Linked DNA regions of Homo sapiens: region 2 is linked to region 1. Evidence: chromatin loops called from intact Hi-C (ENCODE). Cell type or tissue: heart right ventricle. All regions are shown on one strand. Links, peaks and the distances in the headings refer to the core of each region. The heading gives the core; the rest is flanking DNA.

Region 1 (10,132 bases), core at 3,747-6,246:
GACCAGGAGGATGGTTGTTATCAAAAAGACAAAGAGTAACAAATGCTGGTGAGGAAGTGGAGAAAAGGGAACTCTTACACACTGTTGGGGGGAATGTAGATTAGTACAGCCTCTATGGAGAACAATGTGGAGATTTTTCAAAAAACTAAAAATAGAGTTACCATATGATCCAGCAATCCCACTGCTGGGATTTATCCAAAAAAAAAAAAAGGAGGAAATCAGTACACTAAGGAGACACTTTATCTCCATGTTTATTGCAGCATGATTCACAATAGCCAAGATATGGAATCAACCCAGGTGTCCATCCACAGACTATTGGATAAAGAAAATGTGGTACAGATAGAAATTAGAATACTACTCAGCCATGAAAAATGTTCAAATCCTGTCATTCATGGCAGCATACATGGAACTGGGGGACATTATGTTAAATGAAATATGCCAAGAACAGAAAGACAAATATTGCATGTTTCATTCATATGTGGAAACTAAAAGAAAGTTGATCTCATAGAAGCAGAGTAAAATGGTGGCTACCAGGCTTGGGAAGGGTTGGGGAGAGTGAGAGGGTGGTTAGCTGATACAAAATCACAGCTAGATAGGAAGAATAATTTTTAGCATCCATAGCACTGCAGGGGTCTACAGTTAACAATACTTTGAAGCAACCAGAAGAAAGGATTTTGAATGTTCTCAACATGAACTCATCAATGCTTGAGGTGGTGGGTATGCTAATTACCCTGATTTCATCACAATACACTCTAAGTGTCAGAACATCACAATTACTGTGTGCCATTTAAATAAAAAGAGCCACAGTGCTGGACACTAGGGGAGGAGTGATGTCCCAGTGTGAGATGGGAATGAAGCATGGAAGTAGGAAAACAGAATGGGCCACTCTAAACAGTGTCGACGCCAGGGCGCTTTCCACACCGGCAAAGAGCTGGGGAAGGGAGGTGGCAATGGGAAGGGCCCCAGACTACACGCCTGGGAGGGGTGGACACCAAGGCTGGCCTGCTCTTCCTGATCACTGCGCTGCAGCCTCCAGTGTCTTTCCTGAGGCGAAGAGAGGGTGGGAGGGGGCTCTCAGATTCAGATGGGGAGGATTTGGAGCAAGCAGCGAGGGACTGCGGGCCCAATACAGACGCAGCTCAGCCCCCGGCCCGCCCACTCCCCATCTGCAGCGTCCCTGCTGGTCCTTAGCAGCCTTCAGTCTCTGCTTACTCTGATTCCTCCTCCTGTCTCTCCCTCCATCCTTCTCTTTATTCTCTCCTCCACTGCCTGCTCTCTTCTTTAGCTTTGGGAGATGTTTTTAAAACTCACCCTGATCCTTATATTGAAGCCCAGGGATTTTTAGTCCTGGCTGCTCATTGGAATCCCCCAGAAAGTTCTATGACCCCCTAAATCCAGACCCCACTTTCAGAAACTGATTTAATTGATCTGATCCCAGCTAAGACCCTGACGCAGGTACTTTTTGTTTTGATTCACCAGTGACCCTAATTTGAAGCCAGTGTTACGAATCACTGATGGAGTGAGACATTTGGGGTCTGTTCTTGGGACCGTGGGTGAGTTTGCTTCAAAAGTGCATTAGCTGTTCCCGCATAGGAGGGTTCTGAAGAAGGCCTCATGGTGTCTCCCTGCCTGGAGCGCCAGAACTCAGCCCGGTTCCCAGCTAAGAAGTAGGAGCTCCATGCACCTCCTTTCCTGCCTGGGCCTCTGTGGGGGATTCTTCTGAGCCCCCTCGTCGCTGGCCTGGATTTGCCTTGGATTCTCCGGGGGCGGGTCTGCCTCCTCCCTGCCTGTGTCTTTGGGCGGTGTGACTTCCAGGGCTGTGTGACCTTCTGGGCCTTGCTCCCAGATGGACGATGTTTCCTCGGACACCTCAGCCTCAAGGAAGGGCTGTGCCTCACCAGTCTCCTGCCATTACCCCGTTCCTCTCTGCTCTCATATTCCACACAAGCCAATCCCACATCTGGGATGCCAGGCGGGGATGTGAGTAGATGGCAGGTACAGCGGGCAGCGGGCCAGCACATCTGGGTTCCAACATGAAAACAACTCCCTTTTAACATAAACTTTTTTTAAAGGCCCCAAACACATCTGCAGTCCAGTTAAGGGTTGCTGGCCACAAGTATGCAGCTTGCCTTACCCCTTCCCTCCCTTAGCCTTATGAGTTCAACCCATTTATCCAGCACCGACTGTAAACCAGGCATGTTGTGGGCTCTGGGGGTAAAGCTGGGACTCAGCAAAGGCTCTGCTCTCCTGGACCCTACAGAGGACAAACAAACAGCAACAGGAACGCACGTCAATGTTGTGCACAGGGAGGGTGCTCACCCTGATGGGGGCGACACAGGGAGGGTGCTCACCCTGATGGGGGCGACACAGGGAGGGTGCTCACCCTGGTGGGGGCGACACAGGGAGGGTGCTCACCCTGGTGGGGGCGACACAGGGAGGGTGCTCACCCTGGTGGGGGCGACACAGGGAGGGTGCTCACCCTGGTGGGGGCGACACAGGGAGGGTGCTCACCCTGGTGGGGGCGACACAGGGAGGGTGCTCACCCTGGTGGGGGCGACACAGGGAGGGTGCTCACCCTGGTGGGGGCGACACAGGGAGGGTGCTCACCCTGGTGGGGGCGACACAGGGAGGGTGCTCACCCTGGTGGGGGCGACACAGGGAGGGTGCTCACCCTGGTGGGGGCGACACAGGGAGGGTGCTCACCCTGGTGGGGGCGACACAGGGAGGGTGCTCACCCTGGTGGGGGCGACACAGGGAGGGTGCTCACCCTGGTGGGGGCGACACAGGGAGGGTGCTCACCCTGATGGGGGTGAGGGTGGGGCTTAGGGGAAGGCACCTCTGAGCTGTCTTTGGGTTGAAATTGAAATTAAAGGAGGGAGGAAATGGGGGAATAAAAAGTGCAAAGGCCCTGGGGCCACCTGAGCGCCCCTTGGAGAATTGTGGCCAGGCCCTAGCCAAGGAGCCCTGAGCCCAGGTGAGGTCTCAGACTTCAGGGTGGCAAGGAGACCTGGGGGCTACCCCTGCAGACCACACATGCCTGGAAAAGCTTTTGGAGTTTATTTCTGGGGCAAAGTGAAGCCAGTGAAGGGCCCGGGTAGAGGAACAAACCCCTGACTGTGTTTTAAAGGCTCACAGCCAAAGACCACAGGGACAGACCAGCCTGGTGGTCCAGGCAGGGCCGAGGTGGCTTGGGCTGGAACAGCTGCGTGGGGGAAAGGATGGCACAGAGGGTACTTGGAGGTGGGGGATGAGGAGAACCAAGGGACAGAGGATGACTCCGTGTTCGGGCCTGAAACATTGGGTAGACTGACAGTGAGGCCATTTGCTTGGCAAAACAAGGGGGCAGTGGGGTACGGACAGGAGGGCGTTGGCTGCTTTCAGCTGAGTGTCTTGTCATGTCCCATGCAGGTGCAGGAAGCACAGGGGAGGGGCCAGGGCCAAGCAAGGGCTGGTGAGTGAGCCTCAGCTGCAGGGCTGGACAGAGTCATCTGGGGGAGAGGTGGGGCAGGAGGATGCCTGGAAGCCAAGAGGAGACACTGTTCCAGAGGTGAATGCTCCATCACCACTGAGGCCAGCAGAGAAGTGAGCATGGGGGTCCTGGCCTGCTGGCTTGGACTTCCTAACTGTGGGGTACTGCCCACAGGGCCAGAGGGAAACACTTAGGGGCCCTAACCACACACAAGACCTTACAATTCTCTCCCACATGTAACTCAAATATGTATATCTGTATTTTGCAACAAGACAAATTTTAAACTATGGTTTAAAAAAAATCCCCCTGAATTTGCTGATTGCAAACTTCTTGGCAAATCTGTCCAGGCTGAACTTTTCTCCATCTTCCTCTGCTGCTGCTGTTTTGCCTGCTTTTCAAGTGCTTAGGACACTTACTTGGCCATTAGTCAGATTAGACTGGCTGCTTCTAAATTAGTCCCTTGGCCAGGATCACCTCTCTCTATAATAGAGAAATTGTTTCAGGTGCCTTCGATGGCATCCTCAGCCCAGAGCATTAAGTCCTGGTGGCATCACAGGCCTTGGCCACCCACCTAGGTCACAGCTCCCTTGACTGATCCTTCTCCACCCCCTAGGCACCTGGACTCAGGCCCCCAGAGGGCCACTCACCATCACCTGGCTATGCCTGGCATTTTCCACATCCCTGCTCCAGTGTCTGGGTGTCTGGGCAGACTTCCTGGTTCACAGATGGAGCCTTCTGGCTGTGCCCCCACGGGGCGGAAGGAACAAGGCAGCTCCCTGGGGCCTCTTTTGTAGGGGCACTAATCCCACCATGAGGCTCCACCCTCCGAACCTCATCACCTCCCAAAGGCCCCACCTCCTAACACTGTCACCTTGTGGGTGAGGTTTCAGCCTAGGAATTTGGGACGCTTGCGCATTCTGCCTGGAGCATTAACCACGTATCTTCCCTGTGTTTGCCAAGGATGTGTCCGGAGACTTTAGTCAGTCCTAAAATTCTCCCTCCCGCTAGTGAGTGACCTGAGCAGTGCATCCTGCAGCAGCCCAGCCCTCAGGTGTTCATCCTCCAGCAGCGCAGCCCTGCCCACCCTCGGGAGGAGGAGGGGCCCGGCGCTGACACCTGCGGCCTTCTCAGTGCCACAGCCGGGCTCTGCATCCCTGCAATGCTCCACAGCTGCAAGGCTGCTCACTCACTTTGCACAGTGGCTCCCAAACCCCATTTGCAATTTTCCCTCCGAGACCCTCACAGCAGCTGGGGCCTCCTCTTCAGGCCATGTGTCCCTTCTTCAAGAGTCAAAATGAGAACAAGTCCGTCTCTTCCTTTTCTTCCTCCAAGCTTGGGGAGGCAGCAGCTTCCTCTCTGGCCCCCAGTTAAGGACCTTCTACCTACGGATTCCCTACATCAAGTCCCTCATGGGAATTATCTGTTCTGGTAGCTTCCGTGGCTTCTTTCTCTTCCCAGACCCTGACAGATGACCACGCGTGGCTTGCTGAAGCCATAGCTGTATGAGGACACTGGCAGAAACGGCTGCTGTTCTTCTTGCTTCCCAAAGGGCAGAGATACCTCGAGTCACAGAAGGATGAGGAAGCGTCTTCTCACACCCCTGACTTCATCTGCTGGGAGCTGGTGGCTGAGGGCGGCTGGTTTGCTCTAACCCTTCAACACCGATGAGTGGAAAGGGCCAAGGAAGCAACCCCCGCAAACTGCCTGGTTGCCAAGAGGTCTCCCAGGTAGGGGACAGACTCGGGTCCTGCCGGCAGCTGCGCAGGGAGGGTCTCCATGACGCAATATCTCCACACCACGGCAGGGGGCGCTGTTCACGTGCGCGAGAACGCTCCTTAGTGACCAGAGCCTTTGCTCCAGGGACAGGAGCTGCCTCAGAGCACAATTTGCTGCTTTGAAAAGGGATTTAGAACAGGAATTCCCTCAGACTTGGTAACAGTAGATGCCGTGTGAGCGGAAGAGCATCTTCAGGGAAAACGTGTGAGAAATGGGGGAGAGGAAACCTGACTCCAAATAAACCAAGAACACGGCAGAAATTAAGGAGCTCGCAAAAGCTGTGAGAGGGCAGCGAGTTGCCAGTTCATATAAATGAAGAGATCAGCAGAGTCCACCGCCGACTGGTTGCGAAGAAGTCTAAAAACAGACCCAAGGATTCGGAAATTCGGGGCCGTCGTAGAGCCACTCATTTCAGTAGAACAGTAAGTGCAGAAACCAGATTTATACACACAGGTATATACATGGATACACACATCTATACACACACTAGTTTTCTATTTGTGTTTTAAAATTTAACTTTTTATTTTGATGTTTAAAGAGTACATACAAATGTAGAAAGGACTGTGTAATGAACTCCCATGTACCAAGTACCACCTGATTAATAATTAAGTGGCTTATGACTAATAATTATTGACTCACGACTCAACTTGTTTAATCAGTTTCTGCCTGTCCCCACTCTCTATCTCTCTTTCTCTTTGGATTGGAGTATTTTCTGGCCATCCCAAAAGATATAATTTTATGTAACTACTGTGTCTCTAATGGATAAGGGCTTTTTAAGAGCAGCAGAGGGAGAGAATTGGGACAGAACCCAGAGCCACAGGGAGAGCTGTGTCCTTGAGCAGCACAGATCCGAGGCAGCGCCTCTGGTTGCCCAGCTAGTTTAGAAGCATGATCAAACATGTGACATGAGAAGCAATATTTACCCTTCTAAAATGTGGCTTCAAGGATAGATTGGTTTAAGCCAAGCCTCCTTTACTTTTCCAAATAAGAACAGACACACACTGATAGGAAATGAAACAGGAAATGGCCCCCCTGGCTAATGTGTGGGTAGGGTGAGATGATTCCTTTAACTTGCTCAGCATGAGTGCCTTCTCAGGATGTGACAGGAGTTCATGTCGGGATTTAAGAACATGGACTTCTTGGATCTGTTGGTTGTATGTTCTTGGGAAAGTTACTTATGCCTCAATTTCACCTGCAAATTGGGGTTAATAATGTTTAAGGTCACAAGGTTGTTCCAAGGATAACACGAGAGGGTGCATGTAAAGAGGTGGGTGTAGCACCTGCCGTGTAAGAACTGCTCAGCCTACATTAGCTGTAATGACGATTGGTGAAGACACCCGCTTGTTAACTGTTGTGTTCTGTGAGCCCCCCAGAAGCACCTTGTCCGTAATTATCACACAGAAGGCCTTTTCCTCCACTTTCACCGTACACAGAAATAATATGTAAGGCCCAGACTTAAAATGTAGGCTGTCATTTTTTTCCTACTCGAAAATAATAGAGAGAAACATTTCTTTTTTTCTTTTTATTTCTAGTGCACCTATATATGTGTAAGAATGGTTTATTACTCTCGATCTTCTAAGTTAATTTTGGGGGAAAATAGTAACTCCTTCAAGACTCTAGAGTTTCCTTTAGCCAATTAGACATTGTGATGACTCATCTGAGAGAGTATGAGTAGGCTGCTTATGAAATTTATTCTGCCACCCAAAGATGATAAACTTAAAGAAGTCCCTCACCCAGACACAGCATAATAAAACAGCTGAAAACCAAACACGAAGAAATCTTAAAGTCAGCCAGAGGAATCAGCACGTGACGCACAGGGAGCAAAAATCCAAAGGAGCGTGGATTCACCTTCAGGAGGAGCCCTGGAGTCCTCAAAGTGGCACAGCAGGCCCAGAGCATGGAGGAAAAGAGCTACGCACCTTGAACCTTATATCCAGCAAAAGTGTCTTTCAGCAATGAATGTGAAATACAGACAGTCTCAGATGAAGACAAACTAAGAATTTATTTCCAATTTACCTGTGATAAAAGAAGCGCCACAGAAACTTCAAGCAGAGAGAAACAGTAAGGATAATCTGGAACTTCAGGAATGAAGGGAAAGTGACAGAAATGATAAATGTCTGGGTGAATAAAATAGGCCTTTTTCTCGGTGTGTATGAGGAATGAAGGCAGCATCCATAACACTGGTCTTTTCAGCTAACGCAGAGGTCCACACAGAGGGGAGGGCACGGGGCCAGCGGAGGGCATGGAGGCCGCTGTGGAAGTGGCTTCTGTAGTCCACATGAAACAGCAAAATGTTATCCTCAGTAGACTGTGAAAAGTTAATTGTGTAAATTGTAATTCGTACGTGAACCACACACCCACACAGCTGTGCAAAGAGATATAAACCAGACCCCAATAGACCCTTAACATGGAATATTAAAACTATTCTAAGAATCCAAATGGAGATATAAAAGGGGAAATTGATTAAAAAAATGTAAGACACAATCAGAAAACAAATCATGAAATGACATACTTAAATCCAAACACCCCAGTAACTAAATTAAATATAAGTAGCTTAAGCATATCAATCAAAAACCAGATGATCAGATTGGATATTTTAAAAAGACCAAACTGTGCTGTCTCCAGGAAGCCTACTTTAAATATAATGATGTAGGGGGATGAAAAGATGCACCACATAAACATTAATGATAATAAAAAAGCTTCGGTGGCTGCAGAGACGAGATAGACATCAGAGCCAGGAAGATTGTGGTTGATGAGGAAGGGCACTGCATGATGGTGAGAGGTCAGGTCCACAAGCAGACGTTGCCGTCCTGAGTATGCACGTGACAGAAGAACTTCAAAATATACGAAACATAAACTGGTGGGACCGAGAGGAGAAATGATGGATTAATAACTGTAGTTGGTAGTTGGAGTCTTCAACACTCCTTTATCAGTCATGGTTAGAATAGAACAGAAAATCTTCTAGAAGGAGGATAAAGAACTGAACAGCATCACCAACCACCTGGACTCACTTGACATGTGCAGAACACGCTGCCGAGCAATAGCAGCACACACGTTCTCAGGGGCACGTGAAATGTTCACTAGGGTAAATCATGCCATGGGTCATTGAAAGCTCTAACAATTTTATAAGATCTGAAATCATGCAAAGCATGCTTTTGACCACAATAAAGCTAAGCTAGAAATTAATAACAAAAAGATATTGGGGAAACTTCCAGCTACTTGAAGGCTAAATGACACACTTAGATAATGCATAGGTCAATTTTACATTTCAAAGAAATTAGAAAAAAATTTGAACTGTATGAAAATTGGAAACAGAAAAACAAGAAAGAAAATCAATGAATTCAAAACAGTTCTTAAAAATATCAACAAACTGGTAAATGACAGAGAGAAAAGAGAGAAAACAAATGATCAATATTAAGACTGAAAGAGATGATAGCATTATAGACACAACCGACATAAAAATGACAGTAATGGACCACTATGAACAACTCTACGCACCTAAATTTGAGAAGTTAAATGAAACGGCCAAGTTCCTTAAAAGCCACACACTATTAAAACACACTTAACAAGAAATAGATAAACTAAATAGTTCTGTATCAAAGAAATTGATTTTTTAGTTAAAAATCTTCCAAAAATAAAACTCCAGGTCCAGATGATCTCACTGGAAAATTCTACTAAACATTCAAAGAAGAAATATCAGAAACTGTATACAGTCTTTCAGAAAATAGAAGAGGAAGGAGCACTAACTTATTTTATGAAACCAGTATTATCTTGATGCCCAAACCAGGGAAAGAAGAGAAACTATGGACCAGCAGCCCTCATCATCATCAATTCTCAACAGAATATCAGCCAATCAAATCGAACACTATATGAAATAAATAATCCATCACAATGAAATGGGCTTATTCCAGGAATGCAAGGCTGGTTCTACTTTTGACAATCAATCAATGCAATTCACTATATTAACAGACTAAAAAAAAAAACTATGTGATTTTGTCCACGGATGAAGAAAAAGCATTTGACAAAATTCAGCATCTAGTCATGACAAAAACTCTCAGCAAACTAGGAAGAGAAGGGAATTTCCTTAACCTGATAAGGCGTATTTATTAAAAAAAAATTCACTATGGCTGATATCAAGATAGTGACAGAGCAAAGGGTTTTCTCCTAAGATTTGGAACAAGGCAAGGGTGTCCATTCTCACCACTCTTATTCACCATCACACTGTAAACCCTAGCCAGCAAATGGAGCAAGAAAAGGAAATTAAAAGGCATGCAGTTGAAACAAAAAAAAAACTGTCCCTGTTCATAGGTGATGTGATTATTTATGTAGAAAATTCCAAGAAATGTACAAAAAAGGCTGCTAGAACTAATAGGTATGTTTAGCAAGGTTGCTGGATAGAATGTCAACATTCAAAATTAATCATATTTCTATATACTGGCAATGAACAGCTGAAAACTTAAACACACAACTACACATACACACATTTGTACACACATACACACCATTTACGATAGGGACAAAAAATGATTAGGTATAAACCCAGCAAAACATAGAGGCTTTATAAGCCAAGAACTACAAAACACTGATGGAAGAAATCAAAGAATATCTAAATAAATTGAGAGACACATTGTGTTCATGAACTGGAAGACAGAACTTAGTTATTTGTCAATATTGTCTACATTGATCTATTGATGTAACACAATTTCAATACAAATTCCAACAGGATTTAAAAAATAGATATAGGCAAGCTCATTCTGCTATTCACATGAAAGGCAAAGAAACTAAAATAGCTAAAATAATTTTGAAAAAGAAAAAAAAAGTTGGAGGACTCACATTGCCTGCCATTAATACTTAACATAAGGCTACATTAGTCAAGACAGTGTTATT
Region 2 (10,132 bases), core at 2,610-5,109, 690 kb after region 1:
CATTGAATATTTTAGTCTAGGATTCAAAGGATAGGTTTAGTCCAGAAATATAAATTTAGGACTGATCAGCATATAGATGACATTTAGTATCATGGGGCTGGTTGAAAAGCTAGGGAGAGAGTGGAAGGAGACTGAGCCTTGAGAAATGGCCACAACTAGAAGTTGGCTAGAGAAAAAGAAAGTGTACAGAAAACTGAGTAGCAGCTAATGAAACGGGAGAAAACTTCAGAGAATGTGGCATCACCAAAGCTAAGAGAATAGACTGTTTCAATCAAGAGAATTATCATGCTATTTGGCCACAAGGAGATCACTTGTACCTTGACAAGATCATTTTAGTGTAGTGGGGACAAAAGCCAGATCAGAAAGCAGGAAAGGATGGAAAGAAGTGGGATCAGCATTTATAGACAACATTTATGAGAGGTTTGACTATGAAAAGAATTAGCTAGAGGGTACAATAGCTAGAGGGTAATTAGGGAACAAGGGAGGCTCTCTTATTTCTTTATAATGGGAGGTAATAAAGCATATTAGTTACTGGTGAGGATGATTAAATACTAATGAAAGATCAATAGCACACAACAGAAAGGAAAAGAAAGAAGTTCTAGACAATGACCCCATGAGAGGGAATGGGATCAAAATCTCCTGTGAAGGGTTTGATTTTTGTTAGTAGGGGAGACCTTCTCCAGTTTTATCTGGATGGAATAAAGAGCAAAAGGTGCAGGTAGAATTACAGATTTGGGAGTGAGAATACGAAGGAGGTCTATTATGATATTATAACTTGTTTCAGTAGAGTATCAAGCTATATGGACAGTACTTAAGTGAAAGATGAAGCTGAAAAGATAGGCAGGGGTTATATCATACAGGGCCTTACCTGCCATGGTAAGGAGTGTTTTAGGTGCTAGGAAGCTTTTTAAAAACCAATGAAGGTATAATAATAAGAAAACAAATGACCCATTATAAAAATGATTTAAAACATAATTAGTCATTAGGGAAATACAAATTGAAACCACAATGTAATATTACTGTACACCTAGCAAAATGGCTTTAATAAAACTCTGACAATGTCACATGTTGATGGGAGAGTGAAACAACAAGGACTGCTAACACTGGCAGATATATTAATTATTATATGACAACGATTTTAGACCAACCATCATAAAAACACTTCAGGCTGGGCATGGTGGCTCACAGCTGTAATCCCAGTACTTTGGGAGGCCAAGGCGGGCAGATCACTTGAGGTCAGGAGTTCAAGACCAGCCTGGCCAACATGGTGAAACCCCATCTCTACTAAAAATACAAAAATTAGCCAGGCATAGTGGCACGTGCTACTCAGGAGGCTGAGACGAGAATCACTTGAACCCAGGAGGTGGAGATTGCAGTGAGCCGAGATCACGACACTGCACTCCAGCCTGGGTGACTGGGCAAGACTCTGTCTCAAAAAAATAAATACATAAAATAAAATAAAAATAAATAAAAAAACTTCAACAAGCAATACAAAAACACTTGAAATATATTAGAAAAATAGAAAGTTCCAGCAAATAATTAGAGGATATTAAGAATAACTGAATGGAAATTTTAGAACTGAGACATGCAATAACAACAAAGGTTTTTAAAACTCAGTAGATGGACTCAACAGCAGAATGGAGGGGACAGAGGAAAGAATTGGTGAACAGGGAATTAAAACAGGGAAATAAAATAAAATAAAAAAAGAAATTACCTAATCTGAACTGCAGAAAGAAATAAACAGAGCCTTGGAGACCTACAGGATCACAATCAAAGGTCTAACATTTATGTTATTGGAGTCCCAGAGAGAGGAGAAAGAGGGCATGACTTAAAAAGTAGTCAAACAAATAGTGGATGAATATTTTCTAAATCTGGCAAAAGACATAAATCTACAGATTCAAAATGTTGAGTGAACTCCAAATAGGATAAACCCAAAGAAATCCATGCCAAAGCATGCTATAACTAAACTTTTGAAAACTAAAGACAAAGAAAAAATATTGAAAGCAATGAGAGAAATAACATCTACCTATAAGGGAAAACAATTTGAATGATACGGAATTTCTCATCAGAAACCAGGGAGCCAGAAGGAAGTAACAACATTTTTCAAGTGCTCAAACAAAAGAATTGTCAACCCAGGATTATTTATTCAGAGAAAATATAAAGGTGAATGAAGGGGACTTGAAGATATTTTCAGATGAAAGAACAGTGTAAGAGAATTTGTTGCCAGCCGACCTCCTCTAAAATAATGGCTAAGGGAAGTTTTCTAAACAGATAAGAACTAATAAAAGAAAGAATCTTGGATCATGTTAACCTAAAGGAAAAAAACTGAGGCAAAATTAATATAAGTAGAGAGTTTATCTGGGCTGAAGCTGAGGACTGAAGCCCAGGAGACTCATGCAAGTTGCCTTGATCCATGCTCCAATTAACAGTAACTACAAGTGGTTTGTAAAAGCAAAAAAGAAGTGCAGTCCTTAAGTTGTTTACCAATAATTTACTTTGCTTTATTAAAATAACAAAAGTGATTGGTTGGCTATACATTTTTCTTTGTATCACAAATTCCATGAACATGAAGATTATGGATGAGAGTTACATTGTGCAACTTGTGGTAACATTTTAGGTAATTTATCAGCTAGCCTGGAAACTAGAAGAAAGGGAAAAAAAATCAAAATGCCTTTAAAAACTTGCCCCCAGGTATGGCTGCAGAGGACATGATTAGAGTCTCATGTTTATGTCTCTCTGCGTCTGATACATTTTCCATATCAGGCCAGGCATGGTGTTTCATGCCTATAATCCTAGCACTTTCGGAGGCTGAGGTGAGAGGGTCACTTGAGAATGGGAGTTCAAGACCGCCCTGGGCAACACAGTAAGATCAAGATCCTGTCTCCACGAAAGAAAGAAAAAAAGAAAAGAAGGAAAGATTGATTTAAAAATTACTTGACATGACGGTGCATGTCTGTAGTCCTGGTTACGCAGGAGGCTGGGGCAGGAGGACCACTTGAGCCCATGAGTTCAAGGCTGTAATAAGTTATGATCATGCCACTGTACTCCACTACAGTGTGGGTGACAGAGTAAGGCCCTGTCTCTCTCAAAAAAAAAATTCATATCTCACATTCCTCAGACGCTCTGAGACATGTTCTCAATCATTAGGAAAAAAGAAAGAACAAGGAAAATAGTAAAAATATAGATTAAAAAATACATTTTCCTTCTCCTCTTGAATATTCTAAATTATGTTTGATAGTTGAAGCAAAAATTATAACCCTAACTGATGTGGTTGTAAATACACATGGAGGAAATATTTCAGACAATTACATTAAACATATTATTAATATCAAATATTTATGATTATTAAATTATAAATGAGGAGGGTGAGGTGACATAAAGGAGGTCACCTTTTTTCCTACTTTTCACGGGAGCTGGTAAAATGCTAACACAGATAGACCGTGTTTTGTGTAATAAGTAGAAAAGCGATACCAAGAGATAAACTAAACAGTGCAATACATAAATCAAAGTGGAATTGTAAAACAAAAATATTCAAGAAATATATAGGAAGGTAGGGATAACAGAAAAACAAAACAGAGGGAAATAGCAGAAAATTTAAAAAAAGATGGCAACTTCAGACCTAATGTATCAACAATTTCATTAAATGTAAGTGCTCTAAATAAACCAGTTAAAAGGAAGAGATTGGCAGAGTGAATTAAAGCATGACCCAAATATACACTGTTTATAAGAAACTCACTTCAAATACAATGATACAGGGAGATTGAAAGTAAAAGGATGCTTGTGCTTGCCATTGGTGGACCTGTAGGCAGACCTGCCCAGTCCAGGCCTGCCCACTGTGGCCCCCATTCCACCCCCTAGGGCTGAGCAGGGAGCTCAGACCACTGTGCAATCCAGAATCACCCCATTGCCTGAGGCAACGGTAAGCTTCGGCCACTAAAGAAGGATCAAGTATAGACCCAGCCACGTTGGCTGCTGCTGGCTCTTACCTATAAGTGCCATCTACTGGATTGTAGGTCGAACTGCACAGCCCAATATAAAAGCTGAAAGAAGTGCACAGGGCTATAGAAATAAAGCCAAAAGACCCTACCCAGCATTCTCTACAGTTGCACCCCTAGGGAGGGGGTAAAGGGAAAAGGAAAGAAAACTAATAATACTACTATAGTAAAAGAAAGAAAAAGATAAGAATCCTGGATGAAAATATTCACAAAAATTAGAAGTGTCAACATCTCCAGATGAGAAGGAACCAGCACAAGAATTATGACACCATGAAAAATTTGAATATAGTGATTCCACCAAAGAATTGAACTAGCTTTCCAGCAATGATCTATAACCAAAATGGAAACTCAAAAATGACACATAAAGAATTCAAAGCATGGATTGCAAGGAAGCTGAATGAAATCTAAGACAAGGTTGAAAATCAACACAAAGAAACTTTCAAAGCAATCCACGAAATGAAGAAAGAGACAAACATCTTCCAAAGGGGGAAATCAATTAGACCTTCTGGAATTGAAAACTCACTTAAGAAATTTTAAAAATACAATTGAAAGTTTTATCAATAGACTGGACCAAGCAGAAGAAAGAATTGCAGAGCTTGAAGACCAGTCTTTTGAACTAACCCAGTCATACGAAAATAAAGAAAAGAGAATTTTTAAAGATGAACAACATCTTCAAGAACTAAGAGATTATGCAAATAGACCAAACTTATAAACTATTGGCATTCCTGAGAGAGGATAAAAAGTAAATAATCTGGAAAACATATTTGAGGGAATCATTCAAGAAAATTTCCGTATTCTTGCTGGAGAAGTAGACATGCAGATACAAGAAATCCAGAGAACACCTGTGAGAGACTATACAAAACAAATATCACCAAGGCATAGAGAGTCATGAGACTGTCCAAGGTCAACTCTAAAGAAAAAATCTTAAAGATAGCTACAGAAAAAAGTCAAATCACATACAATGGGAACACTATCAAGCTAACAGTGGACTTTTCGGCAGAAACCTCACAAGCCAGGAGAGATTGGGGGCCTATTTTCAGGATTCTTAAAGAAAAGAAAGTCCAACCAAGAATTTCATATCCCACCAAACTCAGCTAAAAGAAATAAAATATTTTCCCAACCAGCAAGTGCTAAGAGAATTCATTACCGCTAAACCAGACTTACAAGAGATCCTTAAAGGAGGTCTAAACATGGAAGCAATAGAATGATACTGGCTACCACAAAAGCACACTGAAGTACACAGCCTACAGATCCTACAGAGCACCCACACAATAGAAACTACAAAGCAACCAGCTAAGAACTTCACAACATGATTAAAACCTCATATATTAATATTCGTGTTGAATGTAAATGGTCTAAACACCCACTCAAAAGACACAGAGTGGAAAGTTGGATTAAAAAACAAGACCCATCTATCTGCTATCTTCAAGAGACCCATCTCACATGTAACAACACCCATAGGATCAAAGTACAGGGTTAGAGAAAAACCTACCATGCAAATGGAAAACAAAAAAGATTAGGGATCACTATTCTTATATCAGATAAAGTAGACCTTAAGCCAAACAGTAAAAAAGAACAAAGAAGGGCCATTACATAATGATAAAGAGTTCAATTCAACAGGATTCATAAAACAAGTACTTCTAGACAGCCACACAATAATAGTGGGGGACTTCAACACCCCACTATCAGCATTAGACAGATCATAGAGGCAGAAAACTAACCAAGAAATTCTGGACTTAAATACAACACCTGACCAATTGGACCTAATAGACATCTACAGAATACACCTATCAACCCACAATATACATTCTTTTCATCTTGCACACCAAACATACTGCAAGATCAACTATATTCTTGGCCATAAAGCAAGTCTCAATAAATTCAAAAAAATCAAAATTATACCAACCATACACACAGACCACAGTAGAATAAAAATAGAAGTCAATACTAAGAAGACCTCTCAAAGCCACACAATTGCATAGAAATCAAACAACTCTATCCTGAATGACTCTTGGGTAAACAATGAAATTAAGGCAAACACCAGAAAAGTCTTTGAAATAAATAAAAGCAGAGACACAACATACTAAAATCTCTGGGATGTAGCAAAAGCAGTGTTAAGACGAATATTTGCAGTGCTAAACGTCTACCTCAAAAAGTTAGAAAGATCTCAAATTAACAATTTAACATGACACCTAGAGGAACTATAAAAACAAGAACAAACTAACCCCAATGCTAGAAGAAGAAAAGAAATAACTAGAATCAGAGAAGAACAGGATGAAATTGAGACCGAAATATCCATACAAAGAGTCAACTAAACCAAAAGTTTGTTGTTTGAAAGGATAAACAAGACTGATAGACCACTAGCTAGGTTAACAAAGAAAAAAGGAGAGAAGATCCAAATAGGCACAATCAGAAATGACAAAGGTGACGTTACACAACCAATCCCACAGAAATACAAAAGATCCTCAGAGACTATTATGAATACCTCTATGCACACAAGCTAGAAAATCTAGAAAAAAAAATAGATAAATTCCTGGAAACACAAAATCTCTTAAGATCGAATCAGGGAGAAATTGAAACCCTGAACAGACCAATATTAAGTTCCAAAATTGAATCCATAATTTTAAAACCTATCAAACAAAAAAGCCCCAGACCAGATGGATTCACAGCTGAATTCTACCAGATGTGCAAAGGAGAGCTAGTACCAATTCTACTGAAAGTGTTCCCAAAAATCTAGGAGGAGGGACTTCTCCCTAACTCATTCTACAAAGTTAGTATCACTCTGATACCAAAACCTAATAAAGACACATCAACAACAAAAAAAATAAAACTGCAGGCCAATATCCCCGATGAACATACGTGCAAAAATTCTCAACAAAATACTAGCAAACTGAATCCAACAGCACATCGAAAAGTTAACTCATCATGATTAATTAGGCTTTATTCCTGGGAGGCAAGATTGGTTCAACACACACAAATCAATAAATCTGATTCACCACATAAACAGAATTAGAAACAAAAACCATATGATCATCTCCACAGACACAGAAAAAGCTTTCAATAAAATCCAACATCCCTTCATGATAAAAACCCGCAAGAAACTAGGTATCAAAGGAACACCCTTCAAAATAACAAGAGCTGTCTATGATAAACCCACAGCTAACAACACACTGAATAGCCAAAAAACTAGAACCATTCCCCTTGAGAACTGGAACAAGATAAGGATGCTCACTCTCACCACTCCTATTCAGCATAGTACTGGAAGTGGTAGCCAAAGCTGTCAGGCAAGAGAAAAAAATAAAAGACATACAAATAGGAAAAAAAGAAGTCAAATTATCTCTCTTAGCAGATGATATGTTTCTATACCTAGAAAACCCTAAATACTCCACCAAAAGGCTCCTAGAATTGATAAACAATTTCAGTAAGGTTGTAGAATACAAAGTCAATGTATAAAAATCAGTAGCATTTTTATACACCAATAACATTCAAGCTGAGAACCAAATCAAGAACATGATCTCATTTACAACAGCCACAAAGAAAATAAAATACCTAGGAATACATCTAACTAGGAGGTGAAAGATCTCTACAAGAAGAACTACAAAACACTGCTGAAAGGAATCATAGATGATACAAACAAATGGAAAAACATTCCCTACCCATGGACTGGAAGAATCAGTATCATTAATCTGGCCATACTGCCCAAAGTAATCTACAGATTCAATGCTATTCCTATCAAACTACCAATGTCATTTTTCAAATAACTAGAAAAAACTACTGTAAGATTCATATGGAACAAAAAAAAATCCAAATAGCCAAAGCAATATTAAGCAAGAAGAACACAGCCAGAGGCATCACATTATCCGACTTCAAACTATACTATAATACTACAGTAGCCAAAATAACTTGGCACTGGTACAAAAACAGACACATAGACTAATGGAACAGAATACAGAACCCAGAAATAAAGCCACACACCTACAGCCATCTGATCTTCAACAAAGTCAACAAAAATAAGCAATGGGGAAAGGGCTCTCTAAACAATAAATGGTGCTGGGTTCGCTGTCTAGTCATACACAGAAGAATGAAACTGGATTCCTACCTTTCACCGTATACAAAAATTAGTTCATGTGGATTAAAGATTTAAATGTAAGACCTCAAACTGTTAAGAATCCTAGAAGAAAACCTAGGAAAAACCATTCTAGACATTAGCCTTAGGAAAGAACTTGTAATTCAGTCCTCAAAAGCAATTTCAACAAAAACAAAAATTGACAAGTGGGACATAATTAAAGGGCTTCTGCACAGCAAAAGAAACTATCAACAGAGTAAACAGACAACCTACGGAATGGGAGAAAATATTCAAAAAACACACATCTGACAAAGGTCTAATATCCAGAACCTACAAGGAACTTAAACAAATGAACAAGCAAAAAACAACCCCATTAAAAAATGGGCAAAAGACATGAAAAGACGCTCCTCAAAAGAAGACAGACATGCAGCCAACAAACGCAAAAAAATGCTCCATATCACTAATCATCAGAGAAATGCAAATCAAAACCACAATGAGATACCATCTCACACCAGTCAAAATGGCTATTACTAAACAGTCAAAAAACAACAGATGCTGTGATGCTGTGGAGAAAAAGGAATAATTATACACTGTTGGTGGGAAGGTTAATTAGTTCAGCCACTATAGAAAGCAGTTTGAAGAGTTCTTGAAAAAGTTAAAACAGCACTACAATTTGGCCCAGCAATCCCACTACTGGGTATATATCCAAATGAAAACAATTCATTCTACCAAAAAGACACATGCACTGGGCACAGTGGCCCACGCCTGTAATCCCAGCACGTTGGGAGGCCGAAGTTGGAGGATGACCTGAGGTTGGGAGTTTGAGACCAGCCTGACCAACATGGAGAAACCTTGTCTCTACTAAAAATACAAAATTAGCCAGGTGTGGTAGCGCATGCTTGTAATCCCAGCTACTCAGGAGGCTGAGGCAGAAGAATTGCTTGAACCCAGGAGGCAGAGTTTGCACATCATTGCACTCCAGCCTGGGCAACAAGAGCGAAACTCTGTCTCAAAAAGAAAAAAAGACATGCACACACACATTCATCACAGCACTACTGACAATAGCAAAGACATGGAATCAACCTAGGTGCCTATCAACAGTGGATTAGATAAAGAAAATGTGGTACATATACACTATGGAATACTATGCAGTCATAAGAAATGGAAATGGACAGAGAAAAAGAAGGCGGGGGACGGGATCAGAGGCAGCTTCACAGAGAGGCACACTTGAGTCAAAACTTGACTCACGTTTGAAAGATGAATGTGAGTTTCCAGGCATATGGGAGCTAGGGGTGCATGGAGGGGTTGTGGGTCCCCGCTGGGAAAATAGCCTGTAAGGCATAACAGGAATAACTGTGATTCACTGAGGACGTACTGTGTTAGGCACTGGAACAAGAGCTTTACAAACATTATCTCATGTACTCTTCACTGGGTGCCTATGAGGAAGGTACTATCATCCACATTTCATAAGTGAGGGAGCAAGGCCTACGGACTTCCACTAACTGCCTGAGGCCACACAGACAGGAAGAGATGGGGTAGGCCTGATTCTCTGTCTTTTGGATTCCAGAGCCTACAACCACTTCAGTATCTTTGGGCAACGATAAGCAACTTGCTGTTGCCAGAAAAGTGAGGGTCAGAGACCCTTAAAAGTGAGGGGAGGTGACCAGCCTCTGACAGTACACGTAGCAGAGGAGCTTGGCTGCCTCCCGTAGGCTGTGGTGGAGCACAGCGGCCTGAGTAGCATGGGGAGAAGCCTAACCTGCCTTTCCATTGCTCACTCTGGCAGCCTGTGAGTGCGCAGCCCCGGACAGGAGCCCATCCCAGGGACTGGCTGCACAGCTGTTCTGCAAAAGTAAAGAAACCACGTCTCCTCAGTCCTTACACCTGACTTCTTGTAAATGTCCAGTTCTTGTTAGGTTTTCTAACATATCGCCCCTGGACTCCTGTTCTAACCTGATGTCTTATAAACATTCAGGGCTCCTTGGAAAACCCAGGGTTTCTCTGAGGCCCCAAGTCATCCACCTGCTGAGTGAGCCCTGCTCAGATGCATTCTGGAGGGAAAAATCACATA

The links. Peaks named below come from ENCODE experiments on the same cell type or tissue, not always from the same donor. Only the 100,000 strongest peaks of a DNase experiment are listed, where the experiment ranks them.
Region 2: it touches region 1 in a loop (8-fold over the local background); 75 of 110 quality-filtered maps call a loop at or near these places.

Annotation. Positions count from the first base shown.
Region 1 is chr6:169,826,551-169,836,682 of GRCh38, forward strand. No RefSeq gene overlaps it. Among named protein-coding and RNA genes, the nearest start is that of LINC00242, 33 kb to the left of the region's middle. RefSeq lists an enhancer at 414-1,089. In heart right ventricle, for the core only: a CTCF peak has its summit at 5,276 (motif pointing right); a DNase peak (open chromatin) is centred at 5,271; H3K27me3 peaks cover 792 bases.
Region 2 is chr6:170,513,217-170,523,348 of GRCh38, forward strand. No RefSeq gene overlaps it. Among named protein-coding and RNA genes, the nearest start is that of PSMB1, 35 kb to the right of the region's middle. In heart right ventricle, for the core only: a CTCF peak has its summit at 4,012 (motif pointing left); no DNase peak of the experiment used is centred there.